Linked DNA regions of Mus musculus: all the other regions are linked to region 1. The links are chromatin loops, found by intact Hi-C in ENCODE. Cell type or tissue: left cerebral cortex. All regions are shown on one strand. Links, peaks and the distances in the headings refer to the core of each region. The heading gives the core; the rest is flanking DNA.

Evidence for each region. Hi-C counts contacts between places; a loop is a spot of excess contacts. Peaks named below come from ENCODE experiments on the same cell type or tissue, not always from the same donor. Only the 100,000 strongest peaks of a DNase experiment are listed, where the experiment ranks them.
Region 2: a loop joins it to region 1, with 5 times the contacts of the local background. A loop is called at or near these places in 30 of 42 quality-filtered maps.
Region 3: it touches region 1 in a loop (4-fold over the local background); 12 of 42 quality-filtered maps call a loop at or near these places.
Region 4: a loop joins it to region 1, with 5 times the contacts of the local background. A loop is called at or near these places in 29 of 42 quality-filtered maps.
Region 5: it touches region 1 in a loop (3-fold over the local background); 8 of 42 quality-filtered maps call a loop at or near these places.

The regions. Positions count from the first base shown.
Region 1 is chr11:119,989,395-119,994,394 of GRCm38, reverse strand. It overlaps Baiap2 (brain-specific angiogenesis inhibitor 1-associated protein 2), which reads right to left. Exons shown (of 14, transcript NM_130862.4): 7 at 547-699. Among named protein-coding and RNA genes, the nearest start is that of Mir3065, 23 kb to the left of the region's middle. In left cerebral cortex, for the core only: CTCF peaks have their summits at 2,659 and 2,866 (motif pointing right); DNase peaks (open chromatin) are centred at 2,945 and 3,538; H3K27ac peaks cover 3,553 bases.
Region 2 is chr11:119,909,477-119,915,705 of GRCm38, reverse strand. Chmp6 (charged multivesicular body protein 6) reads right to left here and starts at 1,896. Exons shown (of 8, transcript NM_001085498.2): 1 at 1,769-1,896; 2 at 184-293; 3 at 1-74. The coding sequence starts at 1,831. Gm39485 (a long non-coding RNA gene) reads left to right here and starts at 1,894. Exons shown (of 3, transcript XR_003949830.1): 1 at 1,894-2,330; 2 at 4,738-6,229. In left cerebral cortex, for the core only: a CTCF peak has its summit at 1,991; DNase peaks (open chromatin) are centred at 1,943 and 3,481; H3K4me3 peaks cover 1,690 bases; H3K27ac peaks cover 2,056 bases.
Region 3 is chr11:119,500,055-119,506,507 of GRCm38, reverse strand. Endov (endonuclease V) reads right to left here. Exons shown (of 9, transcript NM_001164636.1): 5 at 5,805-5,917; 6 at 4,147-4,215; 7 at 3,681-3,809; 8 at 1,341-1,417. Among named protein-coding and RNA genes, the nearest start is that of Endov, 12 kb to the right of the region's middle. In left cerebral cortex, for the core only: a CTCF peak has its summit at 2,644 (motif pointing left); a DNase peak (open chromatin) is centred at 2,626.
Region 4 is chr11:119,933,050-119,939,502 of GRCm38, reverse strand. It overlaps Gm11767 (a long non-coding RNA gene), which reads left to right. Exons shown (of 5, transcript XR_001780400.2): 3 at 213-341; 4 at 2,378-3,875; 5 at 5,314-6,453. Among named protein-coding and RNA genes, the nearest start is that of Baiap2, 6.8 kb to the left of the region's middle. In left cerebral cortex, for the core only: a CTCF peak has its summit at 3,846 (motif pointing left); DNase peaks (open chromatin) are centred at 2,049, 2,930, 3,827, 4,500 and 1 more place; H3K4me3 peaks cover 1,123 bases; H3K27ac peaks cover 3,864 bases.
Region 5 is chr11:119,512,360-119,518,812 of GRCm38, reverse strand. No RefSeq gene overlaps it. Among named protein-coding and RNA genes, the nearest start is that of Gm39484, 7.6 kb to the left of the region's middle. In left cerebral cortex, for the core only: CTCF peaks have their summits at 1,707 and 3,540; DNase peaks (open chromatin) are centred at 1,613, 2,737 and 3,610; H3K27ac peaks cover 4,141 bases.

The sequences.
Region 1 (5,000 bases), core at 1-5,000:
AAGCCAACCCTTCCAGAGCCCGGGGGACTGTGTTCCTCCCTCCCTAGAATGTCATCAGTCTAGACCTCAGCTAGAGCAGAAAAGCCAACAGTGATTTAAGAATTCCCAGAGCCAAGCTGGGCGTGGTGGTGCACGCCTTTAATCCTAGCACTTGGGAGGCTGAGGCAGGCAGATTTCTGAGTTGGAGGCCAGCCTGGTCTACAGAGTGAGTTCCAGGACAGCCAGGGCTATACAGAGAAACTCTGTCTCGAAAAAAAACAAAAAAACCCAAAGAATTCCCAGAGCCCACGCCTGGACTCTCCTCAGCAGACAGTCTCCTAAATCATCCAGCAATTTCTAGTGTAGGCCTTTAAAATGTCATGCCCTCTGACCTGGCAATTCTTCCTCTAGAATTCTGTTCCTCAGCCTGAGGTGTTCAAGGATGGCAGTCCCACTATTAGTGGCCACTCTGGGAGCTCAGACACTCACAGACAGTCTGGCTCTGTGAACAGCTAGTTTCCGCCTGCACCGAGCAGGAAGGCCCAGCAGCCCACAGTCCTAGCTCACCTTGGAATGGTAAGCAGCAGAGTTCTTGGCCACAGCGCACTGCTTTTCCACCAGGAAGCAGAACCTCCTGCGCTCCTCAGTGAGTGCTGTCTTGTAGCCGTCAGACACGTAGTTCTCCAGCTCGCCCTGCTTATTGCTGATGGCATCGATGTACTGGGGACAGGATACAGAGGAAACAGGTCAGTGAGCACACGGCAGATCCTGCTTGGGTTTGGGCAAATTATCCAGCCATCCCTGCAGGCCTGCCCATGCTGCCCAGGAGGTTGTCCCGTGGAGACATCTCCAGGTGGAAGGATCTCCAGGCTTACAAACATGCACTGTGAACAGACGGGAAGCGTGCACATGGAGCCAAAAACCAACACTGGTGCTTTCCTTGGTCACTTTCTACTGAAGCAGGGTCTGCCACAGAACCTGGAGCTCATGGAACCTAGAGCTTAGCTTGCCCTGGGGAGACGTCTCCACCTCCCAAGTGCCGGGACAACAGGTACCTGCTGCCATGCTTTATCTGGCATTTTTGTGGGTGCTAGGGATCAGAACTATGGTCCTTACACTTCTATGGCAAGTGCTTTATCCACTGAGCCATCCCCCAGTCCCCATACAAATCTATCTTTGAGCCTCCATGTAGGCAGGCTAGCTTTGAACTATAAGTCTTAGTTATGCCCTGAGCATGAGGTAATCTTCCTGTCTCTGCCTGTTATGCTGGCATTACAAGCGTGTGCCATCAATCCCAGCATTCCTTGGACTTCTTCCTGAGAAGGGGAAGGAAAGGTACCAGTGGCAGGCCATCCCTTCCAGGCTTCAGCTCCATGAAGCATAGAAATGTCAGCGTAAGAGGGGGGGGGGCTCCTGCAGTACGCTCCCATGCCCTGGCTCTACTGAGGCTCCTGTCACCTACAGTTTCTTTTGCCTCAGAGTCGTAGCTCCAGCAGCTATAGAATGGTCTCAAGAGATACTGACTGAGGAGACCCAGGGAAGCCTGCTGCTGGAGAGAGAGCATGGGCACCCACCACTGAGGATGTGGAGAGCGGAACAGGTGAGCAAGCCTTAGATTGTTTCATGAATATCATATGCAGGTGAAGAGAGGCCTTCATCAAAGACATATGGATCACTATCCCTGGGATAGCATGTGCCTGGTGAGGGGTCTTCACCATAGAGCATGAACTGAAAAATGACCTATCCCTCGCCTTTTCATCTGGGTTATCTGGGTTTCACCTGGGCATCCAATCTGGGTGGCCTTGGGAGCCCCCTCAATCCTCAAGATACTCTGGGCTCAAGAGAGATATGTGGTCAAATGATTCCATAGGATTCTGAGAGCACTGCTTTCCCCAAGCCCCATCTAAAGACGCAATCCCTTTGAAGCCCCTGAGGTCACAGGTACTTCTCTGGCCACCAACAGCGGTCTTGTCCCAACTACTCTTGAGCTTCCTGGGGGAAACATAACCTACCCAGGAAGGTTCTTGTCAAAAAGCCCAGGACCAGTGCAACCTCCAGACCTGACTATCTATTCTGAATGTGCCAAGACAGAGGGGTAGGGGAATTCAGAGAGTCCAGGGATGTCAACTTCACAGGGACCAGGGAGAAGGTGGTATCAGGTGACATTTGGCAGTTGACATTTAGTGGGGATAGTCACAAACTGTAAAGATAAAGGGATTTTGGGGATGGGTGGATGTGCTGACACATACCATGAAGACAGACGTTCCAACTGGAAGTGTATAGCTCAGTGGTAGGCGCCTGCATAGCACAGGAGATGCCCTGGGCTCCACCTCAGCCTGGCACAGAGGTGTGTGCTGCACACCAGCATTCCCAGCACTCCTGAGGGTCTCCTCAGCGATATAGAGAATGAGGCTCACCTAGAATCCCTGAGATCTTGCCATTTTAAAACCAACCAACCTAAGAGAATGCTCCTGCCTCTGTGTTTGTTTCTGTTTGTCACTGCTGAATCCTTATCCACCTGCCTAGAGAACCCACATCCTAGGGACCCCCATACTTGGCTGGGGTGGTCCGTGGCAGTGACTTGTATCAGTTATATGTAGTTTACAATTTGAAAGAAAGCCTCAATCAATAGATAGAAGCCATCCACACCAACAGAAACCACTGGACAGAGCTATGCTATAAGAATGTGTGTGGAACTTGGTTTCATAGCTAAACCTTACTATGATAATCAAACTGCCCAAGTGTCAAGGAAGGGTCTATTTACACCCAGGTATACGCAGACGCCTCTCTAGTGCATCTCTTGCGCCCACCCCTCTTAGGCTGAACTCCCACCAGCCTGGAGCAGCTGTTGCAGAAGCGCTTCCTAAGGCGACTGTCTTCCAGCAGGGGGCAGGCCTGAGCTGCCAGGGTGCTCACAGCTGACTCACAGCCACCTCGGCGGAGCTCTGACTCAGCGTGGGTGGGCGGCTGAGCTGTGGGCGGCAGAGGGGGTTGGAGCAGGCTGTTCCCTTAGCATCTCCCCACACAAGGCTCAGCTGGAGGGACAGAAGAGGGGGAAGCCCAGCTGGGTGGGGGCTGGTCTCCACCGAGGCTATCGGTGCCAACTCTGCCTACCAGCCAGCACCAATCTCTCCAAGGTCAAGGCCTGCCATACTCACACCCTTGCCACCAAACCTACACAGATTGCTGCTTCTGCCCTGCAGCCCCACACTAAACTCCTGCCCTCCCCACTGACAGGACCAGTCTGAGAAGGCCTGAGAATAGGTCTTGGTCCTCTCAAGCGGCAGCAGGGCCCAGCCATAAGGTCTGCCAGGTGGGACTCAAGACAGTTATTGTAACAAGAGAAGTCAAAATAGCAGGTGAGAGTGGTGTTCCAGCCTGACAGTGGGTTCTGCTGCTGTGATGGGGGGGGGCGGGGGGGGCGCGTTCCCTCCTCCCTCTCTGATCCTCTTCTCTCTTCTCTCTCCTCCACAGCGTCAAGTACTTTTCCTTCGGTTATGCAACATGCGCCTACCAGGGCTTCCTGCTCCCTGAACCTCCCCTGCACTCCAGGGTCCTCTGGGAAGTAGGGGGTGGGGCACGAGTCTTGTTGCCCCCACAGGAGCTGTGCTGGGAGGACTCCAGGGAGTCTTGGAGGAGGCTCAGCCTGGGTGTGAGCTCCTTCCCAAGCTTTAGAGAAGAGTGGTGGGATGAGACCAGACATACTCTGGGTCAGGAAGGAGTGGGCTATTCTCCAGGAGAGGAGCACACCTGCCAGTCACCATATAGGGCTTAGCACTGGCCTCTTGGATCCCACTCATTCCATCCCAGGCATCAACTGTCTGGTGCTGGGGCTCTCTGGTCTTCAGGGCTGAACTAGGCTGTGAGTAGAGTTCCTCCTATGACTCCTGTTCCTCTGGCACAGGGATGGACACACGGACACACACACACACACACACACACACACGTACACACACACACGTACGTCTCAGCTTGGTGGCCAGCTAAGGAACAGTCAAGGTTCTGAAGGCTAGGGTGGACCCTTGCGCCACTGCCCTTTCCAGAGACTTCTCAAGGACAACAACAGGCAAAAGGGCTCAGCAGCAGAGTCTTACAAGCAGAGCCGAGGTGCTGTGACAGGAGAGAGAAGGTGCCAGTGATAATCTGCATCATTTCGTTATCTTGGGACTTCAGAAAAGAGGCACCACTTGGAACGGTCACCTAGGACATCAGCATAAACCAGGCCACAAGGCCCCCTGGGTCTCCTTGCCCTGAGAACAGCACCTTCCAAACTGAGGCCTGAAGCCAGCCCACCAGCAGCAGTTTCTGGGTTTGTAGGCTGCGCACTACCTTTACAGAGGCTTTCAGCTCCCTGGGGTACAGGGCACCGGTGTGGGGCCCGGCCTCATTAGCAGGGTCTGACAGCCTGAGTTAGGAGAGCATGGCGTCTTATTTTTAAGATTTCCATTTACTTATGCACCCCCAGGAATAAGTGTAACCTCACAGGTCACACTTCTGCACCTAGGGGTGGTCCATGAAAAGGGGAGGGGACAGAGCATCAGAGCAGTGCACTTAGAAGGACTTTAAAATCCCCAGCTTGAGGGGGGTGCAGCTAGAGCCCTGGACCACATACCAGCCTGGGATGGCATCACCAGCTTCAGCCTGACCTGGGAGAAGGTCCTAAGGCAGCAGGCAGCAGCACAGCGAAGCCTGCCATTGACATGTGGCTGCCACTTCTGTCTAGGAATAACAACCGACTTCCCTGACCTCCTTTTCCAGGCCACCGGCTCCTCTCAGACAGCCCACAATTTTGCCAGGAAGATCCTGGAAATCTGGACCAAGTGAAGTGTCAACATGCAAGGGAGACAGCAGAGGACAGGGGATGGGTGGTGTGAGCCTGCAGGGGTCTAGTCTCCTCATCACTGGAGTGAGCCGAGCACTCCAGTGTGATGCGACGGCTACACTTTCCGGAGAGCAGAGTAGAAAACACGACCCGGGCCTGCACTGCCAGTACCTTGGCATCGGGCCATTTAAAATGGCAT
Region 2 (6,229 bases), core at 1-5,000, 79 kb after region 1:
TGCTGATCTGGTTTTCTGTCCTATCGAGCAGTTGCTCCCGGTACCTCTTCTTCTTGAGCAGCAGCTTGGCTCGTCTGCAGGGGAAAGCCACGGTGTCAGAGTTGGCCCTGGCTCAGCCCCAGGGAAGCACCCCCCCCACACACACACACACCATGCTAGCCCGGGGAAGGAAGTGCCCCTTACTCTTTCCTGCCATCCCGCAGCAGCTGCCTGGCCAGGGCCCGCTCCCTCTCCAGCTGCTGCGTGACCCTCTTCTGGTACTGCCTCAGTTTGTCCCTCTGCTGCTTCAGTTGCTGGGGAGAGAGCAAGAGTGCAGGCTGGTCAGCGGGTCCTTCTGCCAGGCGCTCACCAGCATGGTCAGGAAGGGCCAGGTAACCCTGCCCAGCAGTGGCCTCTGCCACCCAAAGATATGGAGCAACATCCAGAAACATCCCCAGCCTTACAATGCAGTTGCAACTGGCCTGCCCCAAGCCAAGGCCCACTGTGCCGAGGAGGAGACTTTCATCCTCTTCAGTCACAGGAGGATGAGGCTGTGATCAGCCTGAACTCTGTGGGTCACTGCTGTGGCCACCAGGCCCTGGGAGGCTCAAATGTAACAAAGGGTCTGAAGTTGACATCTTCTGCCTCCCCCTCCCCAGCCACTAGCCAAGTGCGCTCAGTCCTCCTGTTCAGCCCATTTCTGTTCTGTGTCCAAATGCCGACCCTTCAGGCGGAGCCATGATGAACAGGTACAGGCCCTGGGCACATGTCACACACAGAATGAAACCCTGAGGCAGACTATTTCAAGTGAAGGCCATGGGCACCTTTAAGGTTTAGTTAGTGAGAAACCATTCACCATAGACTGTAGGTTACCTAGGAGAACAGGCTAGCTGGGGAGCTCTGCTAGCGTGTTTTGTGTGTGTGTGTGTGTTTGAGCATGGGCCTGGGTGTGGTTCTGGGTCTCCCACCTTCACCCAGTGTCCTCTACAGGGTCTGCCCCACGGTGGGCATCAACTGCATGACAGAGAGTGCTCACTATTTCCACCCTTTAGGTTTGGAGACCTTGAGTTAGGCTACCCATGCTCTTCTCGGGTGGTTATTTCTGCCAGCTGTTTACAAAGCATCAGGCATCTTGCCTGGGGAGACAGGGGCACCAAATGGAGCTGCAGGATGGCCAGACTGTGCCTCTGGAGACCAAGCAATCTGAGCAGGTCAGGCAGTGGCAGCAGCAGCACCTGGAGCTAGGCACTTTCCTTCCTGGTGCCTGGCGCTCTGGGACTGTTCAGATGTGTGCTTGACAGTGGTGTCCTGAGCCTCCGAATTCCACAGAGGAGCAGACAAGGTGTGTCCTGTCCGCAGGACCCACCTCTGTGACAGTTTTACTTAGAGATGGAGGGCGGTGTCCTGAGACACGAGTGTCTCGGGGGCTTCCAGCTCACACAGAGGCTGCAGAGATGGGGGACGAGCACCCTTTCCCAGTAAGAATCACGCTGAGACTTTTAGTGAAAGCCACGCCCACGGGATCTTTATCTGGGGGCTTTTTCTAGGAACTTTCAATAACTTATGGCTTGGGATTCCAAGGCCAAGGCCACAGGCTTCCTTCCTGGCACCTTCTCTCACGGATCGGCGCTCAGCCCCGAGACACAATCCCGGTCTTTCCGGGCCGAGCCGGGGCTGGTCCAGGAGTCTGCAGCTGGGCGCGCCATGGCACCGGAAGCGCGGCCCGCTCCGCTTCCCGCCTCAGTTTCCCCCACGGGGCCCGGCCCCCTGCCCGCCGTAGGCCCCTCACCAGGATGGCCCTGTCCTGTTCGGTGACTCGGCTCTGCTTCTTGCGGCCGAACAGGTTGCCCATGGCGGCCCCGCGCCGGCCGGCCGAACCCGTCGCAGCCGCCGCTCTGCGGCCACCGTACTCCGCCCGACCTACGGCGGCCGCGCGGAGCCACGCGCCTCAGAACGCGAAGCAGCTTCGTCCCTAGCGCAGCGCACCGCTGGACTTACTAGGCGATGCGAACGCCCTCCCTCGGCCTTTCAGCTAATCAGATGGGACTGTGATTAATTCAGAGCACCTCACAGGAGTGAGCCTAAATCAGGCTTCCTGACTTTCAAAACCGCCCAGCCGACGCCCCCCTCCCCGCTGGCGCAGAACATACACACACCCAGTGTTTTGGACCTACAAGTGCTTGCTGAGAAGTGTGCACCAGCGTTCACCTGCCATTCGGCGCTGTCACCTTCGTCCCCTAGTTTCCTCACTGTGGACAGTCCTTAGGCTACCGTTGAGTCAGCCCGGTTGCTGGGACTGACACACTAACCCCAGGGATTCTCTGATCACACCTGCCCTCTGTAGGCCCTTGGTGAGTCAGGGGGCGGGGACAAGACACTCATGAGTGGGGCTCTACACCCTAACAGCCCCAAAAAGGGCGCCACTGTCCTGAATTCAATGCCTTTGCTAGGAGGGGAGTTCTCCTTCCCCACGGCAATCATCCGGGTAATATCCCTTCGGGAGGCAGACAGTACAAGCAGCTGGGCCAATTACTAAGCATTCTTGTTCATTTACACCTTTCTGAACGAAGGGCTCAGTCTTAGCCTCAGGCTCAACACATTATGAATCCAGTAAAGCCAGTGGCTATCCCTCGGCAGGCAGCTTCTTCTGATTCCTGAACTGCCTGCATTTTCCCTTCCCCCACCCCCAACTCCTTCAGTAAACAAGGGCAGAAGGCATGGAGGGGGCTTTCCGGTGTCGCAGCAGTGGCTCTTGTGACTCCTTAGGCATAAGAGGCTCCCAGTCTTGACTTGGTTTTAAGAACAGCACGAGAGGCTGAGAGTAAAGTCCATGGTAAGGACTTGGGGCAGGCTCTGGCTACCAGACCTAGGGTTCTAGCTCCTTCTGTCACTTAGAAGCAGTTTCTAGAGGTTGGTTTTTTTGTTTTGATTTGATTCCAAGGGGCCTTCTAACTAGCCAGGAACCCTTTATCCCAGGGTTCTCTGTACAGTCAGCTGCCCTAATCGGGCTCAGCCACTGACTTTGATGGTTAGCTGTCATATCTTAGTCTCCAATGCTCTGTGGGCCAACTGGCCCCATAAAATCGCAGTAATGGTACCCTGTCCCTGTGGTCAACATGACTATAAAGGGCAGTACTGGGGCAGAACTTACTAGAAGGCTGGAGCTTCCGACCTGTGTGGTTCTCATGCCCTAACCAAGGGCATGTTCAGGGGTGTGGGACAGAGGTCTTGTGCAGGTCCAGGGTATCTCTGGCTGGTTTGGGACTTGCTATGCAGACCAAGATGGCCTTGAAATCACCCACTTTCTCTGTCCACTCTTGTCTACTCCGTGCTAGGATGCCCTGACATCCCAGAGTCACTAACTGAGGCCCAGTCTGTCAAGCAACAGCCCACAGTACCCAGTGCCTTGCTGGCTGCAACCATTTAGCTAGGAGTATTTATTGCCCAGGGAGGGTTCTGTTTCTACCATAACACTCTGGAAGCGCTTCCACACATTCTTCCTAGTTCTCTGCCAATACAGAGCTGGAAATGTCTGAATTCTTTCCGTCTGTAAGCCAGGATTTGGCAACTATGGCCCGTGAGTCAAACCGGTTTGATCTCCCCTCTCCTTTTTATACAGCCTACAAGCTAAGAATAAATATGGTTTTAAAATTTACTTACTTATTTTAAAGATATTTTCCTCTCTCTGTAGCCCTGGCTGTCCTAGAACTCACTCTGTAGACCAAGCTGGCCTTGAACTCCCAGAGATCTGCTTCCCTTTGCCTCCCTTTGCTGGGATTAAAGATGTGAGCCATCATGCCCAGTAAGTTTTCTGTATTTTAAAAGGATTCTCTCTCTTTCTCTCTCTCTCTGTCTGTCTCTGTGTCTCTTTCTCTGTCTCTCTGTCTCTCTCTCTCTGTGTGTGTGTGTGTGTGTGTGTGTGTGTGTGTGTGTGTGTGTGTGTGTGTGTCTGTTATGGCTTATTTATTTATTTATTTATTTTGGTTTTTTGAGGCAGGGTTTCTCTGTATAGCCCTGGCTGTCCTGGAACTCACTTTGTAGACCAGGCTGGCCTCGAACTCAGAAATCTGCCTGCCACCATGCTCGGCTGTTATGGCTAATTTTACGTCAACTTGATATAAGCCAGAGTCACCTGAAAGGAGGGAATCTCAGTTGAGAAAATGCTTCCATAAGATCCAGCTGTAGAGCCGGGCATGGTGGCTCACACCTTTAATCCCAGCACTTGGGAGGCAGAGGCAGGCAGATTTCTGAGTTTGAGGCCAGCCTGGTCTACAAAGTGAGTTCCAGGACAGCCAGGGCTATACAGAGAAACCCTGTCTTGAAAAAAACAAAAACAAACAAACAAAAAAGATCCAGCTGTAAGGTATTTTTCTTATTTAGTGACTGACTTGGGAGGGCCCAGCCCATTGTGGCTGGTGCCATCCCTGGGCTGGTGGTCCTGAGCTTTATAAGAGAGAAGGCTGAGCAAGCCATGAGGAGCAAGCTAGTAAGCAGCACCCCTCCATGGCCTCTGCATCAGCTCCTGCCTCCTGTCTAAGTCCCTGTCCTGATTTCCTTTGATGACAGACCATGTGGAAGTGTAAGCCAAATACAATAAACCCTTTCCTTCCCAGCTTGCTTTTGGTCATGGTGTTTCATCACAGCAATGGTGACCCAGCACACACTGGTAGAGGACTGGGACAGGAAAGGGGGAGAGGACAGAAACCTTGTGTGTTCTTAGAGCATGAAATCTTTTGTGTTTGTTCCTTTTTATTTCAGGCAGGCCTTAAACTCTCGACCCTCTACCTGCAGGCTTCTGATTGCTGAGATTCTGCGTGCCGGTGCCATGACAGCCATCTTGCTTTAGTCCTTTAGAGGAACTGTCCCAATACCCATTCCGAGCCATCTGCCATGTCACATGTGCCTGACCCCTAGGATTTAACTATAGGCCTCATGTCAACAAAAGGTGGCCATGGAGGTCCTCAAGGCGGACTCCTCTGAACCTGCCACATGCAGGGTCATAAAAAGATCCCTAACATGGGTCTCCAGCTCTCTTGGCCAAGCCCCTCTGGTTGGAGAGGGGTCATGTGATTTGGGAGGTCCAATGTCATAAGTCCAGTCCTCTCCAGAGTTCAGGGTTCCTGTCTTTCCATCAACGTCCTCCGGTGCTAGGGACAGGACCCAGGGTCTCTGTGTTAGGCAAGTGCTCTACCACTGTGTTACACCCCAAACCAGGATCCTAACCTATGGGAAGGAATTCTGTGGCCAGGTACAAGTTGAGTCATCAGTCACCTTGTATGCATCAGAGCAAAGGCTCTGACCGCTGTGGTGTTGGTCCTATAGCTGTGAGACAGGAGTGACCCCTCAGAGAGGTCAAGGAGTACTGTCCTTCTTACAGCTGAGGACCTGGTGACTGCTGTGAATGCCCCAGTGCAGTGATGGGTCCTCTGCTATGGTCACCCTGCTGCAGCTATTTGGACTCCATGTTAAGTGGCCCTTTATCATCACCAGCCAGTGGGAAGCAGCTTCCTTAGGCAACGCCCACATGTCATCAGCATCCCGCAGCAAGAAGCCCAGTAGCATAATCAAGCCCACCGCCAAGGTCGGACTGTACTGCAGTCTCGTAGAACTGCTTCTGTGCTGACACTCATGCACCGTCTCAGAAAGAGCCAGAAGCTGTACTGGTCACCTGTGCAGAAAACTGTGACACTAGGGCCAGAGACCTGCAACCACCAAAGCGTGTGCGTGCAGGAACTCAAGGAACACATAAGCAGCAAGTGCCAAGAAAGAGACCTTGGGAAGCTGCTGAGTGCCTGGGAGAACGCTGTGCCCCCACGGGGAGCCAAGCGTGTGGCTGAAGGATAGCTGCAGGACTACCCGGGGAGAGGTGCTGGCCGGACACAAGACTCAGAAACAACACTCTGCAAAAAAGGCTGAGGATCTGTAAAAAGAGTCCACTGGGAACTGCAGTGCTAGAGAAAAGAGGGTGCTGGGCCCCAAAAGGAGGTCTGGGGCTAGGGAGTGAAATTCTGACCCCCCTCCCTCAGGCGGAAAGAGACATAGAGGAAGCCCCCTTCTGCCTCCAGGGCTTCCTGCAGTTCCAGCGCCCTCTGCTGACGGAGCTCAACCTTGCACTCACCCGAAGTTTTTCCAGAGCCCAGCTATACAAAGCTGACTCAGGAGGGAGTAAGTGAATTATTAGGACCACCATGTGTCCAGGTTACAGACGCTGACAAGTTCCTTTCTGGGACCTCTGTATGCTTGTTCTTGA
Region 3 (6,453 bases), core at 683-5,682, 490 kb after region 1:
GGCTAGGCAGCTGTACTGGGTGGTTTTATATCAGCTTGGCACAAGCTTAAGTTATCTGACAGGAGGGAACCTCAATGGAGAAGATGCCTCCTTAAGATCAGGCTGCAGGCAAGCCCCTAGAGCAGAGCATGTTCTTTTCTTTTTTTTTTTTAAGATTTATTTATTATTATATGTAAATACACTGTAGCTGTCTTCAGACACTCCAGAAGTGGGAGTCAGATCTTGTTATGGATGGTTGTGAGCCACCATGTGGTTGCTGGGATTTGAACTCTGGACCTTCGGAAGAGCAGTCGGGTGCTCTTACCCACTGAGCCATCTCACCAGCCCCAGAGCATGTTCTTAACTAGTGATCAATGGGGAAGGGTCCAGCACACAGTGGGTGTAGTGATTGATGGGGGAGGATCCAGCACACAGTGGGTGTAGTGATCAATGGGGGAGGGTCCAGCACACTGTGGGTGTAGTGGTCGATGGGGGGGGTATCCCAGCACACAGTGGGTGTAGTGATTGATGGGGGAGGGTCCAGCACACTGTGGGTGTAGTGATTGTGGGGGAGGGTCCAGCACACTGTGGGTGTAGTGATCGATGGGGGAGGGTCCAGCACACTGTGGGTGTAGTGATCGATGGGGGAGGGTTCAGCACACTGTGGGTGTAGTGATCGATGGGGGAGGGTTCAGCACACTGTGGGAGTAGTGATTGTGGGGGAGGGTCCAGCACACAGTGGGTGTAGTGATTGATGGGGGAGGGTCCAGCACACTATGGGTGTAGTGATCGATGGGGGAGGGTTCAGCACACTGTGGGTGTAGTGATCGATGGGGGAGGGTTCAGCACACTGTGGGTGTAGTGATCGATGGGGGAGGGTTCAGCACACTGTGGGCAGTATCATCCTTGGGCTGGTGGTCCTGGGTTCTATAAGAAGCAGGCTGAGCAAATCACAAGGAGCAAACCAGTGAGCAGCACCCTCCATGGCCTCAGCATCAGCTCCTGCCCCCAGGGTCCTGTGCTGCTTGAGCTCCTGTCATGACTTCCTCCAGTGATGAACAGGACACAGAAGGTTAAGACAAACCCTTTCCAATCCAACTTGCTTTTGGTCATGGTGCCTCCTCACAGCAACAAAAACCCTAACTCGGATAGCAACCACGTTTGGAGGTGGGCCTTGGGCCAGCTGAGCCAAAGGAGTGGGGTTTCTTGAGAGTTCCTACTATGTTTGAAGTCTCTGAGGGATCCCCTCCCTATGTCCCCTACCAGGCCCAGCCTCACTCTGTGGCCCTAAGCTACAACCCTGCATCAAGGACAGGATGGATTCATACACAACCCATTGCCGGTGTCCTTCCCACACTCACCTGTCCTTTCTCTGTGCAGGAGCCACCCCAAGCTGCCCTAGAGTCCTTCGGATGTACTCTCGAGAGCGGATGTCAGCCTGAAGGATACACACAGGTGTAAGCCAGGCCCTGGGCATGTCTTCCCATCCCCAGTAGCCTGGAAGCACATTCCACTCTTTCAGGGGCAGCCCACACAGGCTCATCATGTCCTTTGGGGAATCAGCCCCGCCAGTGTGTAGTTGGCAGAGAGATGCTGAGACCCTCGGGGTTGAGGTGAAGGCTGAGGGACCTGACCTCTTGCTTTTCCAGGATGCTCAGCCTCTTCTCTGACTCAGACTGTTCGTTTTCACTGGCTGTCCCTCTGATGGGTGTCAGCTGTGACACCTGTTCATCTCCAGAAAGGTTGACAAGTTACGCTAATAAAAAAGGGCTTGGGGACCACAGGTAGAGCCACAGAGAGGGACTCAGATCTGAATATGCACCCCCCTCCTCCACCTCTAAGAGCCTGGCCTCAGGAAGCCCCTGGTCCCGGCTCAGATGGGTTTAGCTTAGCTTTGGGATCACAAGACTCACAGACAGCAATAGCTAATCCTGCAGACAGCAGCTGCTCTTCAGCTAAGGGAAGTGGGCCGTGGGCAGTGGGATGTCCTGGGCTGTACCAGAGTCCGGGTTTGCACCAGAGCAGAGGGAAGGAAGACCCTAAAGACAGACACTAAGCCCTTCTTGGAGAACTTTGGGGAAGTGGAATTGTTGGGAGGGTGCTCTGCTGAGGGGCCAGTGGAAAGAAGATAGGCCAAAAGCCACAGCCCGTCCTGCCGGGCCGACAGAGCCTTATTCCCTTCCTCCCTGCCAACCTGGGCTCCCAGGCTAGGCCATCACGTGCTCGCTCTGCATGTGCCCAGGGTTTGGGAGGCTCTCTTGTGACATGTGACAGGTGTGCTCTGGATTCCAGTACTCCAGGTGCTTTGCAGGAGGCTGCCCCCTTACTTGCTAGGACAGAAACCACTGTAACTCTGGGAAACATCACGGCTAACAATGCAGGTCTGGGGCTGCACAGCTCTGGGCTGCAGGTGCTAAGGGAGTGCATCGCTGACTTGCTCTCATTAGATGGCCAGGATGGAAGGGGAAAGGCCTTCTGGGGCTTGAGAGACCACTGCACCTGTAACAGCAGTAACACCCCAGATGAGGACTCAGTTAAAGAAGGCCTTCCTTGGGGGATGACAAGAACTCACTCATTCTCAGAGGCTACCTCTGGGCAGCCTTTCCAGGAGCAGGGCTGAGCATCACAGGATGCACTGCCTGCTGCTGCCCCCTGGAGGCCATCCTGTGCACCTGCAGCTCTCCTGAGGGCTGAGCCTAGGCAGGCTCTGGGCAGTCCAGCCTGTAGCCCTTCCTTCACACCTCCCAAAGACCTCACAGCCTCCAGAAGGAATGGAGTTGTGACCTGAAAAACTGTCCCACAGCTGATGTAGACAGCAGCTGCTCTAAGTCCCTTGCTAGTGAGCCCTGGAACTGTACGCTTCCTGCTGTGGCTGAGTTGCTCGAATGCATCAAATTCCTCCTGAACCAGGGCTTTTGATAGTGCCTTTCCAGAGTCTGGACTGTCCTAGCCTCCTCTAAAGAGTGGTTTTTCCTGGGTTCTCAACCTAGGGTTTGGACAGGCACCACCACGTGACAGGTGCATGTTGGGATCTCAGTTGCATGCTGCTTTCCTGTAGGGTGAGATGACTGGTTAATCAGTGTTGAGCCTCTGGGTCCCTGAACAGCAGCTTAGGTAACAGGTGTCTGGCAGAGCCATGGCCTGGGGTCCCAATTGGTGTCTCTGGCACAAGCACTAGCTTCCTCAATGTAGCCACCGAATGACCCTGTGAGATCCTCTGACCAAGGGTTGCGTCCAACTTGTCCTGCTTTCAGGCTCTCTCATCAAGGGCCTGGGGATCTGTCCTCAGATGCCTGCAGAGACCCACCCCAAGTGAGACTGTGTGATGGTTTGTATATGCTTGGCCCAGGGAGTGGCACTATTAGGAGGTGTGGCCTTGTTGGAGTAGGTGTGTCACTGTGGGCGTGGGCTTTACACCCTTACCCTAACTGCCTGGAAGCAGCTGCCTTTGGAACAAGAGGTAGAGCTCTCTCAGCTCCTCCAGTGCCATGCCTGCCTGGATGCTGCCATGCTTCCCATCATAATAACAGACTGAACCTCTGGACCTGTAAGCCAGCTCCAGTGAAATGAGTGCCTTTGTAAAAATTTCCTTGGTCATGGTGTCTCATCACAGCAATAAAAGACAAACAACTAGGTGGCAATGTCAGTCCCCCCCCCCCACACACACACACAACTCTCCCACTCCCACCACAGCCCCATACCTGGCGTATAGGTTCTGGGATCCGGAACCTACAGCAGTGGTGGGTGAGGCGCACAGCGACCTCCAGGCTTATTCTGTGGCCCACAGAGACATAGAGGGGCTTGGTGCTGTGGTCATGGCTCCTCAGGGCCTGTGGAAGGAGGACAAGCATGGATGGGCAACGTTGCTGTGGAGCAGGACCAGCCTCAGGACTGAGGCTGTGAGGATGTCCTGGAGGGCTGGAAGGAGTTCACAGGGTGCAAGGACTCTGGGGCTGTTGGCCCTCAGGCATCTTCAGGTGGCACATGGGGTGAGGGTAGCCAGAGGAGAATGTGACACAGCATACCCTGGTTGGTCGCAGGATATGTAGGGAACAGGGTCCAGCCCCCACAAAGTGCATGTGTGCACGTGTGCACGTGTGCATGAGCTGCCTTGTGGCATGGCCTAGGTCCCGAGTCTGGGCAAGGCACAGCTTTCTGGCCACTCACCATTCCCAGGACAGTCCCAGAGCTGCCTATCAGAGGAAATGTGTCTCCTCCGGCCTGCAGGAGCACAATCTGGGAAACAGAAAAAAACTGTAAAAATACCTTTTTAAAAACATGTATCGCAGGAATGCTAGTGCACACCTTTAGTCCCAGCGCCAGACAGGCAGAGGGCAGAGCTCTGTGAGTTTGAGGCTAGACAGGACTACACAGTGAGACCTCCATCTCACACAAACTAACAAACAATCAAATCCCAAGCAAAAGTGCAGGTCGGCTAGATACACCATCCTCAGGAGCATCGTTCACCTTCTTCGGGAAGGAGTCTCATTGGCCTGGAGCTCACCAAGAGGCCTTTGTGCCGTTCTGATGCTGGCATAACAAGCACGGCCCCCATGCTCAGCACTTTTTACATGGCTAATGGGAACCAACCTCAAGTCTTTATACGCAGGATAAGCACTTTGCTGATGGAGCCATCCCTCAACCCACTGCCCCTTCTCAAACAGCTGAAGGGCAAACTTGATTCTTTAAAAGATTATCTTTAAGAACAGGGCATGCGTAGATGTCTGTGGGGGATATGAGGGCAGATGCTCAGAGAAGCTGGGGCATCAGATTGCTGGGAGCTGAAGTTACCATGGTCGTCAGCTATGCAGCATTGGAGCTGGGAGCCCAGAGTGGGCCCTGCAAGAGCAGGATGTACTCTAAGTCTTGAGCCACTGCCCCAGCCCAGCAAATTTCATTTCAAAGGCCTAGGCAGGGATGCAAGGTGCCCTCCCAGACCCCACAGGGGCCACACTGAATATGTTGGTGACTGTGCTGAGGTCGCTGCCATGAAGTTCCATCTACTCTGGTAACTGAGGCTTAGAAAAAGGGTTGTGGCTTGCCAAGGCCCCAAGAGGCAGGTGGAGGGCACACAGGTGACACTGGGCACAGCAGTCCATGTCCAGGCTGAAGCTGCCACCTCCTGAAAGCTTCCTTTCTAGCTAGGGGCTTGGCACAAGTCAACCCACAGCCCCTTCCTTCTGGGTGGGGAGGGCCAGTACATCTATCCATCAGGCTGCCATGATCAGGCTGCCATGAGCGGACCTGGGTCTGTCCACTCTGCCAGCTCAACACATAACTCACTCTCTACACAGGCTCCTGGGAACTAGGAAAGAGACAGTCAGGTCTCTTGGAACTTCGTTCTGTGGGATAAACATTATGTCAATGGCTTCCCCTGGATGAAGTGAGGATCTAGGGTAGAAAATGGTACACTGGGGGCAGAGCAAGGACTACAGTCACAATGACAGTAAGCAGGGTCTGCAGGCTGACTGTGAACACCACGGAGGGAAGAAGGTGGCTAGTGTGATATGGAAACCTGGAAACCCTGTCCCCGGGGACTGGAGGACATGGCCCTGCGTGCGTGTGATCCTGGCACAGAAGCAAGGAAGTAGGGGAGACAAACATGGTGGGAGGCACCCAGGAAGCTTATGAGAGCTGAGCCACTGCTCTGAACTGTCCAGAGGCACTTGGAAGGCAGTGCCCAGGGAAAAGTGGGTCTGCTTCTGGGTAAGACACCAGTGACGTGAGGGTGTGCCAGCAGGCCAGGCTGGAGCTGAGGTGCCCCAAGAGGTGGCTAACACAGGCACACCTGGTTGAGTCACAGGGAGTCCCAAAGCCCTTCTCACCTTCTCCTTGTGCAGAGCATTGTTCTCCAGTCCATCCACCTGCAGGAGCTTCTTGGCCACCCCGATGCATGGCAGCTCTGTAAGGACACCAAGGTGGCAGGCCACCCCGAAGCCTGCAGGGGAGCAAAGGGCGAGAGTACGGTGGCGGGGATGGGATGGGAGCCAGCCACAATCGCTCATCTATAGACGCAGACTCTTGGCCCAAACTGACTGCACTGTGAATGGGCCCTCTGTCCTGAAAGCACCAGTGTCAAGGAAGGGTGTGGGAAGCCCCCTCCTCTGACAGCATGGTTGAACTAAGACACACAGATCCTCATGACCCTTCACCCTCTTCCATCTGCTGCTGTCCTCAGGCCTCTGCAGACGGGTCACCTATGGACTGGGCCTTGTCAGCATATCTGGATTGAAGTGGCTGGGAACATACACCCAGGAGTTGCCTGCTGGCCCAGAACTGCTGTCCAGATTAGCATTTGTGTATCCTTTGGCTCCGGGCCTATGGTTTCTAGTCAAAACCCCTCTCATTCCTGATGGCTATGAAGGCCAATAGCTCCCTCATGCCCTACTTGCAAGAGCCAGTGTACAGTGCCTTGGCATGCATAGGGACAAAGCCTGCAGGTAGCTCAGGGCCAGTGTGGGAATGGAGGTAACC
Region 4 (6,453 bases), core at 753-5,752, 56 kb after region 1:
CTGGGCAGGTCCCTAGTCGCCTAGAGCCCCCAAAGCCGAGACCAGGGTTCTGTGAGGTGTTGGGAGGAGTCAGGGGAGGAGGAGTCATATGGAGGACTCACCATGCTCTAGCAGCTGGTACTACCTGAGCAGAGTGCTTGCCCTCTCATCTCTCCAGTCCTCCCTCCCAAGCCCAGCAGGGACAGTACAGTAGACCCCTCCTCCCCCACCAGAGTGCTCCGCATGCTGCCATGTCCCCATCATGGCTGAAGGCAGAGGCAGCAGCACAGAGGAGCCTGGAGACAGGAAGACTGAAGGTCCCCTGGAGTCCCTCTGGATCCTGCACAGAAAGAGGACACTAGGTAAAATCTGGAGAACCCTGAGTGAACTGTGGACTTTAGTTAATGATCTGTCAGCACTGGCTCCCGAACTGTGGTAAATGCATCACTAAGACAACAGGCTAACAGCTGGGGCTGGGTGGGCTCAGGGGAAGACTTAGGGTACCCAAGACCCTGGGCTTTGATTCCTGGGACCACTTCAAAGAGGAGAAAGAAAAGGACGTGGAGGATCTTTGCTCTGATGAGGAAATGTGGAGCAGAGGAGCTTGCGGGCCCCGGGCTGCAGGTCAGAGGGTGCTGGGAGCTGGCCCTGCATAGCTGCATAGCTGGGCCAGTGCTGCTGCTGTGCTGCTGCCTGCTAGAGCTGAGGTCTAGCGAGCTGTTCCTCTCTCCTGCTGTCCCAGATGTGGGTGCTTCCTTCCGCTCCTCCTCCCAGACTGCACCTCAGGTTTACCCTTAACCTGACATGGTTCGGAGCTAGCTTCTCCATAGCCGCCACCACGTGGGTCCTACTTGCTGCTGTGGGGGAACAGATCAGCCCTGCTCACCTGACCATTTCTGGTTCTGGCGTCTTCTGTTCCCTCTCAAACCTACAGTGTGGCAGAAAGGAAAGGTGGACACTCTCTTGGTGGGGTACCCTTCCTGGTGCGCTCGCTTGGCTGGAGGATGAAGTGTGAACACAGTCTTGTGGCTTTCCAGAGTGTTTCCTGGCCCCGCCTCTGTCTTCTCAGCCACAGGGCCTACAACGTCCCATTCCCAGCTGTGGCTTCCCTCCCTCTAGGCAGGCCCAGGAAGTCAGAGCCATTCTGCTGAGGTGTGGGAGATGTGACCTCCCCACGCTGCCCTGCCGCCCCGCTGTAGGGGGTTAGCCTCCCCAGCAGCCATCCCCCTTATGTAATCTGCACATCACACAGGCGTGACTCCAGGTGCCTGTGGGAGGTAGCGCGGGGGTGAGCTCAGGGGCGCAAACAAGCCTCCAAGTTTCCTTGGGTGCCTCTCCTCTTGTTACATTTCAGCGTCATCCTGCGTCTGCCAGCTCGGTCACCCACTTGCCTATTAGAATATATTAACTGACAATGCAGACTTAAATAACTTGGGCAGGTGACAGGCTGCAGTGGGGGGGGGCCCTTTGCACCGAATCCTTCTGCAGTGGGCCAAGTGAATTCAGAGGACAATGGGTGGACTGAGGCAGGACAATGGGCAGGGAGGGGCGGGGTGCGGCCTGCACAACACCAAACTTAAGTTCTGAGATCCGGTGCCCTTGGCAACAAGGAAAGCCCACCCCATGGCAGGCACACCCATGCCTCTGTACACACCCAGCTCGTAGGGTTGTGCCTTAAGTGAATAAGAGAACTGAACAGAGGTATCTGTCATCAGAGCATGACCGACGGTCTGTGGTGACAGCTCTGATGGCAGCAGCAGCCTAGGCACAGGCAGTCCCGCCTGTGCCCATTCGCTCCGCAGAGTGCCCTCCATAGGCCAAAGTGGTCACTCAGCTTCCTGCTCACTGCGGGTGCTTTCCTGTCCCTTTCCTCTCTTATTGCTCTGCCTCTTCAATTAAGTTGCCTTAAAGGTGTCTAAAGGCGTTTTCAGGTTGCGGCAGAGGAAATAGTTTTCCAGACTCTGGAGTCAAAAGACACCCAGCCCTGAGCCCTGGTGTGTTCCACCGGGTCCTTCCCCACCACACCCCCATCTCCAGCTGGTCCTGCCAGAGTGAGAAGCCCAGACATGTACATACTGCTCCACATGCTCACAGATGGCTTCCCTGCTCGGGGCTGACTGCTGCTAATTTAGGCTGCTGGAGGCTCCGTGTGCGCTCTCTCTCTTTTTAATTCCGTGTTTATTTAAAGCCAGATTTTGAAATCTTGTCTTCAACTCTGAAATCTGAAATCGTCTTGCTGCGAATCTTACCCCCTCCTCCCGCATTCCCTTCCCCCAAGCATGGCGCAAAGTTTAGGGAAGCTTGAACGACTGGCTAGGGTCTCCTTACAGCAGTCCTGTTGTGTCAGCCCAGAGCACAGGAGGTCCCCGGGACATGCCTGGTGTTTCCATGTAAACAGGGGAAGCTGTGTGGAGCTTCCTGGTGCTGCAGAAGGGGCAGACCGGGACAGGACTGGCTCATCGCGTCCACAGTCCTACAACGGGACCTAGTGTGGCCCAGGTATCTAGGACCCCAGTGCCAATCCCCCAACTGGCTCTTGGGTTTTCAGAGCTCCTCTTAACCCATAAAAGCCACATACAGTGTCTTCCTGCTCTCTGGGGAATCAAGTCCACCTAGAAGGGACTTCCTGGCTAGGGCTTGCTGGTGTGTTGACACAACACTGGGCTGCCCTCAGGCAGACAGTGCCTGTGTCAGGGCACACACAGTGGGACTCTGTCCCCTCACGGTGGGACCCAGAAGACTCCCTGGCATGGTGAGTGCTCCAGAGGCACCAGGGCTGCACCCCATTGCACAACTACCATCTGCCCTTCTGCCCTTCCACAGCTCCCCTGGAGTGTGGGGAAGGGCTTTGGTGAGGAATGATTTTGAGGGAACTGGTCAAGAGCTGAGGTAGAGCCAGTTCCAGGAGGAATGCCTGCACCTGGAAGGAAGCAGCAGGACTGCCTAAGGCACTGGCCAGATTCCCACACCAGCCTCTGCCTCTTCCCCACCAGGCAGAGAAAAGGAAGGGTGCCGCTTCCACCCAGAGCCACCTGCAAGGCCTGCCAGGCAGGGCCTTTCTAACATGGAGAGCGTGAAGAAGAGCCGGGACAGTGAGCCTGGCACGTCTGGTCAGACAGGAAGATGACTGTGAGGAAAACTGGTGGAGTGCTAAGTTGGGAATGTCATTTCTCCAGCAGGCTCACTTCTCTCAAGGTTGAGAGACAGAGATGTTTGTAGAGTAGTGTAGGAAACTATCTGTCCCCCACCCTAGCCCCCGTCCCTGCCTGGAAACCATGACTCTAAAAGAATATGCGAGACATTTCACCCCCTATCCAACCAAAGGTCGGCTGTACAACCTTTCCAAATGTCACTCCAACCACTGCTGGCAGAACCCCGGAGATGCCAAGCACCTCGGTTCTGCTGTCGACTCTCACCCCAAGCTGCAGGGGGGTTTTGTTTGTTTTGTTTTTTGTCTTTTTTGTTTTTCTGCAGGAGCTAACGAAATTCTTTGTGCACAGCCTGAGGAGTTGGCTTTCTGAGCCTTGGAGCTGCTGGTGTGGGACTCTGGTGTTTTTCCTGCCTTCCTGGGCTCCAAGACATCCTAAGGAGAAAACCCCATGCTCAGACACTTAGGCAGGACAGTTCCAGGACACTGGGATTAAGCGGTGGTACCCGGCAGTTTCCTCAGACAGGTCGGGGCACTGCATCCACTGCTGCTGTTAACCCGGGAGGTCCAGCGCCTGGCTCCTGGGGGTCCAGCTTGGCTGCCTTTTCCTAGGCCCCCCTCAGGCCTTGGCTCTTACAATAGACTGCCACTTCTGGGACCCTTGCCTGAGTCTGGCTTCATCTTTCTGAGGGTTCCCTTCACTGCCCCCTGGTGGCACATCCAAGAAAGAAGCCCTGCCACTGGACAGGTGAGGGTGGCTGGCAGAAGTAGAGGTGCGCACAGCAGGAGGCGAAGGGCCAGCAGGGGAGTGCAGGGTTGTGTGGTTTGTGAGACCAGGCTGTACCTAGGAAGGGAGAAATGCAGCAATAGCATGCCCTGTCTCCCGAGGAAAGGGAAAACTCCTCCCTTCAGGTAGAGGAGACAGAGGAAGCCGGTAGCTGCCTGGAGAGGGGACATAGGGGCAGCTCGTGCATCTATAAGGCCCGTGCTCCTGGGAAATACTGCTTCATGATGTCTTCATAGCACCCAGCGACATCTGCCTACCAACTTCAAAGTCTTTTTTTTTCTTTTTCCCCTGGGTGTTTTGTTGTTGCTGTTTTGGATTTTGTTGGATTGGTTTGTTCCTCTTGTTTTTTTTTTTTTTTTTTAAGAGGCTCTCATGTAGCCCAAACTGGCCTCAAACTTACGGTGTGGTTGAACTTCTTCATCCTCCCGTTGCTAGGAGCGGGAGTTCTGGGCTTGAAAGTTTGCTGTGAGGCGGAGACAAACACTGTCTCGCTGAGCCACATGCTCAGCCCAGAACTGAACTTGCAAGGAGCTGGCTGCCATCTTACACTCTCTTTAGGGATCCAGGAGGCTGCCAGCTTCCCTAGCTCCTCCTCAACACGCCTTTCCCCCTGTTAATTTCAACCATAGCCAGCCTGGTGAGCATGTGACAGCTGCTGAGTTTAGTTCTGGTTTCCCTGGTGGCTGATGAGGAGTCTGTCAGCCCCTTCCTTCCTGGGTCTCTGTTGTCCATGACGATGATGATGATGATGACGACTGATTTTATTCCATTGAGAACTTCACACGTGAACACTAAACATACATGACTCCTAACACATACATACATGAACACTGAACATACATGACCCCTAATTCTTGCTCCTTCCAACTCAACTCCTCCCCCCACATTCATGACCTTTAATCACCATTGTTACATATTTAATGTGTACATAAACATATGCACACACATAATAACCCACTAGGTCCATTCTGCTTTGATTATACATATATACGTCCCTGCTGACCTCTTGGAACTGGCCAAGAGTCTTCTCTTTTTAAAAAAGAGCCACAGCCTCTACCCCAGAGAGCTATGTGGGAAGGAGATTGTGGGTGCCCGGAGACAACCGGCTTGCACCTGGCCACAGCTCGCAATCTTCACTCTTGATGAAGCATGACAGATGCCCACTGACACAGACACATGAGTGAGGTGAGGGAAAGTCCCCACCTGCTCCTTACAGACACCTGTGAGAGCCCAGGCACGGACAGGGCCATTCCCTGCAGCTGACAGCACCCCAGGACTGAGGGGTGGAGTAGCTGAGCCTCACTCACAGGGTGCTGGAAGGGGAACAGTGACCCTGGGCAGGGTGGGTGTCCCCAGTTACAGGCCTGATGATGGGGTAGTACACACCTCCTTCCCATAGGTAGCAACTATGCCTGCTGTACCTGGCAAGAACGGGCTTGTTGAAGAGCCACAGAAGCTAACCCTGCTCTGCTCTGCGCTGCTCTGCTCTGAGGACCAGCACCTTCATACCCCACTACCACCCTCCCTCCGTAGCCCTTGCTAACCTGGGGTTGCTGCTCTCACCACATCCTGCACAGAGCCTCCCACACGTCATTGTCCCTGTAAGCAAGGGATCTTAGGCTGTCCTGCCTTGGGGGACTCCCACACTAGTGAGGTCAGAGGGCAGCTTGCCCAAGTTCATTCCCTCCTACCATTGGAGTCCCAGTCAGACTCAAGGCCTCCCACCACTGGCCCAGCAGAAAGTTGTGTGTGTGTTTGAGACCTGGTCTCTGTGTAGCCCTGGCTATCCTGGAACTTGCTATGTAGACCAGGCTGGCTTCGAATTCAGAGATCCACCCATCCCTGTCTCCAGTGCTGGAATGAAAAATGAGCACCACCATGCCCAGTAGAGTCTCCGCTCTCATCTTGTCAAATGTCCCTGAGATCTCGAGCTGAAATGAGGACAGTATAAACTAATTCTAAGCACTTGTCACAAAAGCAAGGGTGGTGGCAGTCAGAGGCTGAGTAACAGGGCGTGGGGCTGGCAGCAGGGTGCAGGGCCAGCATCCTCGAGAAGTGCCTTTCCTGCAGGGTTGTGGCTCAGGTAGTCATTCCCAAGAACTCATTGGCTCTAGGCTTTGAGCCCCTGGCAGGCACTTAGAGGGGAGGAAATGCCTGTGGCTAGCTCAGGCTGGGCCAAGGGAGTTTCCACCATCCCTCCCAGTTCCAGCAGCAGTGAGATCCCAGGGCCTCTGGCCACATTGGGCCACAACAGCAGCTTCATTCCTAGGCGACGGTCTGAGTCACCATCTGTGGGCTCTGGCTCCTCACCAGCTGGGCTTGCAGCCTTAAGTTTGCCACAGTTTGGCCTCAGCTGAGTCTCCATCACCACTTCGGCCATTTTTCTCTGCTGTTTCCTTTCTTTAAGCAGAAATGTGATGCAAATGGGTTCCAGGTCTGTGCCTGCTGTCACCCGCACACACTTCCAGGGCTGATGTCATGGGTTAGATTCTGGTGGTGCCAGGTCAGAGGCCCCCCACACACTATCACTTGTTGGCCA
Region 5 (6,453 bases), core at 547-5,546, 480 kb after region 1:
GAGTGCCGAGACTAAAACTGGGTACATTACACCTGGCATCTTTTCTCCTTTTTTTGAGAAGGTGGCAGCTACTTTGATAGCGAATGGTCTTGTCTTTCTTCAGTAGGCATGTATGGGAACCCTTCTTCCCTGACTTCCTTGCAGCTACAGTGGGGTTTGCTGAATTGGCCCCACTGCTTGGCTACCCACCTATCAGACCATCACTGAAGCAATGGGGCAGAGTGCCCTGGTTTTTAAGGTCAGCAAATGTGGAACACTGACTGGGTCCATGCCCATGGATGGGAAACATGTATTTGAGGCATGTAAGTTGGTGGCATCTGTGAACTCTTATCTGTGTAAGGCCCCAGTTCTAGGCAGATACATCTTTCTGAGGCTGCCATCCAACCCCTTGCATGAGACATGGACACAGAGTAGCAGAGGAGGGAAGGGCTGGGAAGACACTGCAGGTGGCAAGAAAGGTTTGGGCTGGGCAGAGCTGGCTTATTCCACTGTGGAACTGTCTCCCATGGTTATCTGAACCCCCATGTCAGTTTGCCGTTACCTAACTCTCCCATGAGGTACCACAAAGGCACCATTCACCAGGGCTCTAGCTCTTTCTGCACCTTGAAACCTTGGATCTCTGTCCAGGAGGCAAAAGTCTTTCAGCCCTCCTCCCAGCAGGCCATTCTCTGAGGCCACAAGAGCAGCAGCAAGTCTCTTGATACCCATTGCAAATCCCTTCTCCTCTTCAAGTTCCCTCAGGTTCAAGCCAGTCCCTCCTTCCTAAATGCAAATGCTCTCCTCGGTGAACCTTCCAGATTCAGAGTCGAAACAGAAATGTGATGTCATTTCTCACTGCTCCCGCCTCACCTAGTGGCCGTCACCCTTAAAGGAGATGCCAATCCCACTTCAAGAGACTGGGTCTCTAGCTCAAGTGCCTCATCTCTTGTCTGTCCATTCTGTTTGTGGGCCCAGTCCCAGGACAGAATCATCCCTGTCAGGGCCACCTTGCCTGGCATGGTGCCTCCTAAGGACAGAGAAACCTTGGGGCTAGGCTGCCTTCATTAGCTCCCCAGGGCAGCCATGGGCATGACAACTCTCCAGGACACACCGTTTGCTCTATGAAAGCTGGAACTTTGGGCCTTTCCTTTTCCAAGAGAGCCTCTGATCTCTGGATATTCACACTACGACATCGAGGGCATGTTGGATCCTAGGGTCACAGCGCCTCATCTCTCATCTGTCCATTCTGCTATGGACTGGGAAGGCTGGTTTTGGATGGATGGATACCCCAGAAACTGTAGAATCTGGCTGAACCAATGGTGGGACTGGGGTGGGGCCTGAATTTTCTCTGGAGGTGACCAAGTCCCTAGTGCCCAGATGACTAGACCCAGGGTTTGACCATTTTCTGCCTTTAGCCTTCGTGACCCGGAGAGCCACTCCTGATCCTGCATAGGCAGAGGCCAGAGCTGTGAGAGACACCCTGCCTTGGCTCAGTGCCAGTATTACACTTGGGGGAAGGGGGGAGAAACAAAACAAAACCCCCAAACAAACTCAAATCCAAAAAACAAAAGGCAGCTGCCAGCAGAAGGGAGGCTGAGTAACAGCCGGGCTGAGTCATGGCAGGAGGAGGCATTTGGTATGAGCGGGAGAGTATTCGGCCAGCTAGGAGCAGCCTCCTTAGGCCTAGAGGGAAGGGGAGGAAGGGGAGGCCCACATGCTGCCCTCTCTGGACGTCTGAGGTACTAGTCAGCATCTCTATAGAACACAGAGTCTTCACAGGTCCACATGCTAGGGATGGCATGGGGCAGACCAGCTCCCCACCCCCGCCTTGCATCGGGAAGCTCGGGCCCAGGTGCCACCCAGACCTCCTCAGTCTTGCCTCAGCCCAGTCTTAGAGGTAACAGACATAAACCATTACAAGGTGGTTGTAGGAATGAAGAGAGCCGCCTCAAGCACACAAGCTCTGGCTGCAGGCCTTCGGACCTGGGGCACCTGATGGACACGCTGGCAAGGCTGCTGGCTGGCGCCCTGCTCTTTCCTTGACAACTTTCCCACAGTTCCTCCGTAATGCCCCTGGAGGACCTGCCTTACCATAACTCTCCAGGATGGATTCTGTTTACCTCTTCCTTGAGAACTGAGGTTCCTGGCTCTTCTGTAAGTCCTGAGTGCAGTAGACATGGCTTTGGGGATAGCCGGGAGAGAAGTGGATTTCTGACCCCAGCTAGTGTCCTGGCCAGAAGACTGGGCAGCCCCTCGCCCCTGTGGTTCCAGTTGCTGCCGGTGTGGCTAGGGACAGTTGGTAAAGAACCCTGCCCAGCACCGTGACCTCAACTAACACAGCACAAAGACTAGCCCTCAGGGAGCCTTGGGTGAGCCTGGTAGGGTGTGCCAGTGTGTCTTCACTGTACCACCCCCTAACAGACAAGTGTCTGTGTGCTGGTGACACCCTCATCCTACTGAAGCTTCAAGTTTGGGAGCTGGCAGATGTCTGAGGATGGTTTTCTGTCAGGCATTGGGAACCTGAAAGAAAGAAGTCACCCAAGACCACCCAGCCAGGTTTGCTGGGAAAGGCTAACCCTGCTCCATGAGATACCTCACCTCTCTTCCGAGGATGGGCAGGGACTCCACAAACTCATTGGCTTTACCCCACTCAGAACTCGTGTGGTCCCAGCCTCTCCTTCAGATGTGGTCTGCTCCCTGCTCGCTCTAGCGGGTGCCTGCCTCTCCCGCCCCCAAGCTCCCTGCGGGAAGGGGTTCCTATGGCACCCCTTCCCCCGCACACACTTAGCTCACTGGAAGCCATCTGCCCGGAGATGGTGGCAGCAGATGCCTCAATGCACAGCGGTGCCTGAAACATAGTCGGCCCAGTGCCCAATCAACCTGGGCCCGTCCCATCAGGGCAGGGGCTGTGGCCAGAGGCGTTTTTTTGCACAGTGAGGACAGGCAGGTCCTGGATCCAATGGCATTTCTAGGATATACATACCAAGTTGGTTTCCAGGCCTAGACTGGGAAAAAGAGCCCTTAGCCTCATCCCTGCCAAGGATGTCTGAAAGCCAAACCTACTTCTTCAGCCTCAGGAAGAGGGTAATGGAAGAGGAGCCAGACGTGAGACAGGACCTCTGTGGGCCACAGCACCTCCAAAGCATGGTGGTACACACCTGTAATTGGGAGCGGAGGCAGGAGTTCCCGGCCATGGGCAACAAAGGGAGACACTATCCCAGTACACAATGAAAAGATAAAAAGACAAGACTCGGGTTGAGCCTGGAGTCCTCTGGACTGATGCTAGAACTGTCATTCCCAAAGATCTGCTTCTGTTGGGGCTGCAGACCTCTGATATAGACCTCTGGTATAGCCCCACGGTCTGTAGCCCAGTGCTCAGTGTAAGAGAGGAAAATTCATTGTGTAAGCCTGCCTGGGGCAATGGGCAGACAGCCAGATTCCTCAGGACCCCACGGCGGAGAACCAGGAGGCTCTGAAGGCCCAGTCCTTCCATCCTCCCCGGTTCACCCTGCATCCCCCTCGCAGCGTCCCTGCAGGGCGAGTGTGCAGACACAGGCTCACCGACAGGCGCGCACACGCCTCCGGGCCGCCTCTGCTCCCCTCGCATCTTGCATTTGTTTTGCTTCAGCAGGGCTCGAATGGGGACAAGCTGCACTCTCTCAACTAGCAGATCCCTTCAGCCCCCCACGGAGGTGCCATATGTCAGTGTCATGAATAGGCATGAGGTTTGGGGGCGGGGCAGTGGCAGCTGCCAATCACTGGTTGGCTGAGTGGCGCGGACAAAGCCGAAGGGTGTGGTGGGTCAGGGTCTGGGCTGCTGTTCTGAGTGGGCACCCCTAGCACCCAGAGGGCCTTTCTAAAAGCAAAGCCAGATCTCCAAAGGTACAGGCAGTAATGGCCCAGAGTCACCAGAGCCCTCCATCTTTGTGGCTTATAATGCCAGCTGAGGGGGTCGCGCACTTCGTCCGGGATGACTCTGTCCTACTCCCAGGACACCCGCCCTGGCCTTCAGGAGTCAGGGCCAAGCCTGCACCTGCCAGAGCAAGGGAGGCAGTCAAATTTAGCTAGAGGTGCAGTGGGTCACTCCAGAAAGACTCAGAGCATCCCAGAGCCTTGAAGGTTGCCAGGATTCTGCCGGTAGCTGCCAGTGTGCTGCCAATGGTCCCATGTGCCAAGTGTGCTGTAACCTGTCCGTAGGCAGTATCCTGGCTGTTCTCTGCTTCTCTGTCGCCAGCGCTGTGTTTCTGGGGTCCATCCACCCCTTTATCTCACAGCTCTGCCGTTTGTCCCCTTTACCTTGAGGATGTGGGTGACCCTTTGCTTCCTGCGGTCACATGTTAAGCAATGGACACTGGCAGTGCAGTTATCCCTCCCAGAGATGGTCTAACCCAACCATTGGTCCCCTCAGCCGAGACCTTTTCGGCCACATGACCAGTGACCATGTTATGAACGAAGGAACGGAGCCTGTGTCCGTCTGGGGTGGTGGGAAGGTTCTGCCCACTGTGGGCCCCTGCAGGCTCCTTCGCCTCATTTCCAGCCCTGCTGGAGGCTGAGTATGGATTGGACTGACTGCTCCAGGTTAATTGGCTCTCTCTCCCCTGCCAGCATGACGGATCCTGCATGACATTTCCCCAGATAGTTAATTGATAGCCAAGTAATTTGTCATGGAGACCTCGTTATATGCCAAGTGGGTCCCCTAAGCTGTTAGCGGCTGTGCCCCAGAAATAAGATTGGCAAGTTAATAATGGAGCCTTAATCATACTGTTCCTTGTCAGCGGAGGAAGAGGATGTCTAGGAGGTAGCATGGCTTTTTCCTAGGACCTCAGAGACCAAGCTGCATGAAGTCCTGAGGACCCACTTCTGCTTTGCTTAGCTTGCATCTGAGGGTCTGACTGAAACCAGGGTGACTCTGCATGGCTCCAGTCCACTGTTCCTCCTGGTTCCCTTTGGAGGAGCATCAGAGGGACCAAGGATCACCTAGAGCAGTGATTCTCAGCCTCCTTAACACTTTAACACTGTTCCTCAAATTACGGTGACTCCCAACCATAAAATTATCTCCATTGCTGCTTTATAACTGTAATTTTGCTACTGTTATGAATCATAATGAAAATATATCATATTCAGAATATCCAATATGCCATTCATGTGACATGGTCATGTGCCCCCCCACCCCCACACACAGGTTGTGACCCACTAACCTAGAGGGAGAGGAGACCATAAGCTGCTGTGCCTGCTCCTGTGCCAGGGCCCTAGGGCATGAAAGCCAAAGGGGGCAACAGAGTCTCAGACTGCACAGTCCCCTACCCCATCACTGGGCCCCAGCCTCAGCTTCAGCCCCCAGAACAGCAGCCCTTTGGATCTGAACCATCTGAGGGACCCAGGTGTGGAAGGCTTCCTGCCCGTTCTCTGGCACTCTGGGAAGGTGGAAGACCTCTATGAGGTGAGGTTTAGGTGAGACCTTTGAGATATAATCCTGTAGGGGACCACAGGACCCCGTTTCCTCACTCCCTTGCTTTCTGGCTGTCACAAGACCAATCGTGGCTCCTGACTAAGTAAGGCATGCTGCCTCCCCTCAGGCTCCAGAGCGACCCTTGGCCATGAGCCAAAATAAACCTCTCTTTCCTTTAACACGGTTCTCTCCAGTGTTTTGTGATCGTTGTAAAAGCTGATCAACTAGGGTGGCCTCGCTCCACATAATTGACAGGGGAAACTAGCTAACGTTACAGGACACCACAAGCACCCAAAATGATGTTTCTGTATCTCAACTGTTTTGGTGGTGTAGGCAAGGACGAGGGGATCAAATTCATGCTAAGCAAGTGCTCTACCACTGAGCCACAAGACCATCAGGAGCACTGGCTTCTGGGGTAGAAAGGACGGGCACACAGCTTAAAGGGTCTAATGCAGGATTAAAACAGACACTTTGTTGAGATGGAGAATCGTATAGGGTGCAGACCTGAATGAACCTCAAGGTCAAGACGGAAAACCCCCACCCAAGCTTAGGAGGGCTACCCTCGGCGACCTGTGGTGGTGCGTCAGCAAAGGCAACGGAGATGGGTTGGTCTGGGGGGAAGAATGTGTGTGTGTCACTTAGCTCTTTGGCAAACAAATTACCTCAGGTCAAAGACTATGGCGTGTGGCTTCTGAGGGACAGAAGACTGGAAGCAGATGGGCTAGGGGCTCTTCCCCAGGGTCTCAAGAAGTTACGATGATGACACACAGGGCTGCTGTCAGCCAAAGTCTGGGGAGGTGGAGCAGACACTTCAAAGTGGTATCCTCAGACAGCTTGCGACATAGCAACTAAAGATACCAGAGGGAGGGAGGAGGGAGAGTCAGCCACACATGTTGACATTGAGAATAGCCCCTGCCTGTTTTCTCATCCTTTATGAATCACACAAGTGACCCTAATGCCAGGCAAGTAGACAAATTTAGGAGGGTGGGGGCGCTAGGCTTTCTTGGAGAATGGCTACCAGAGGT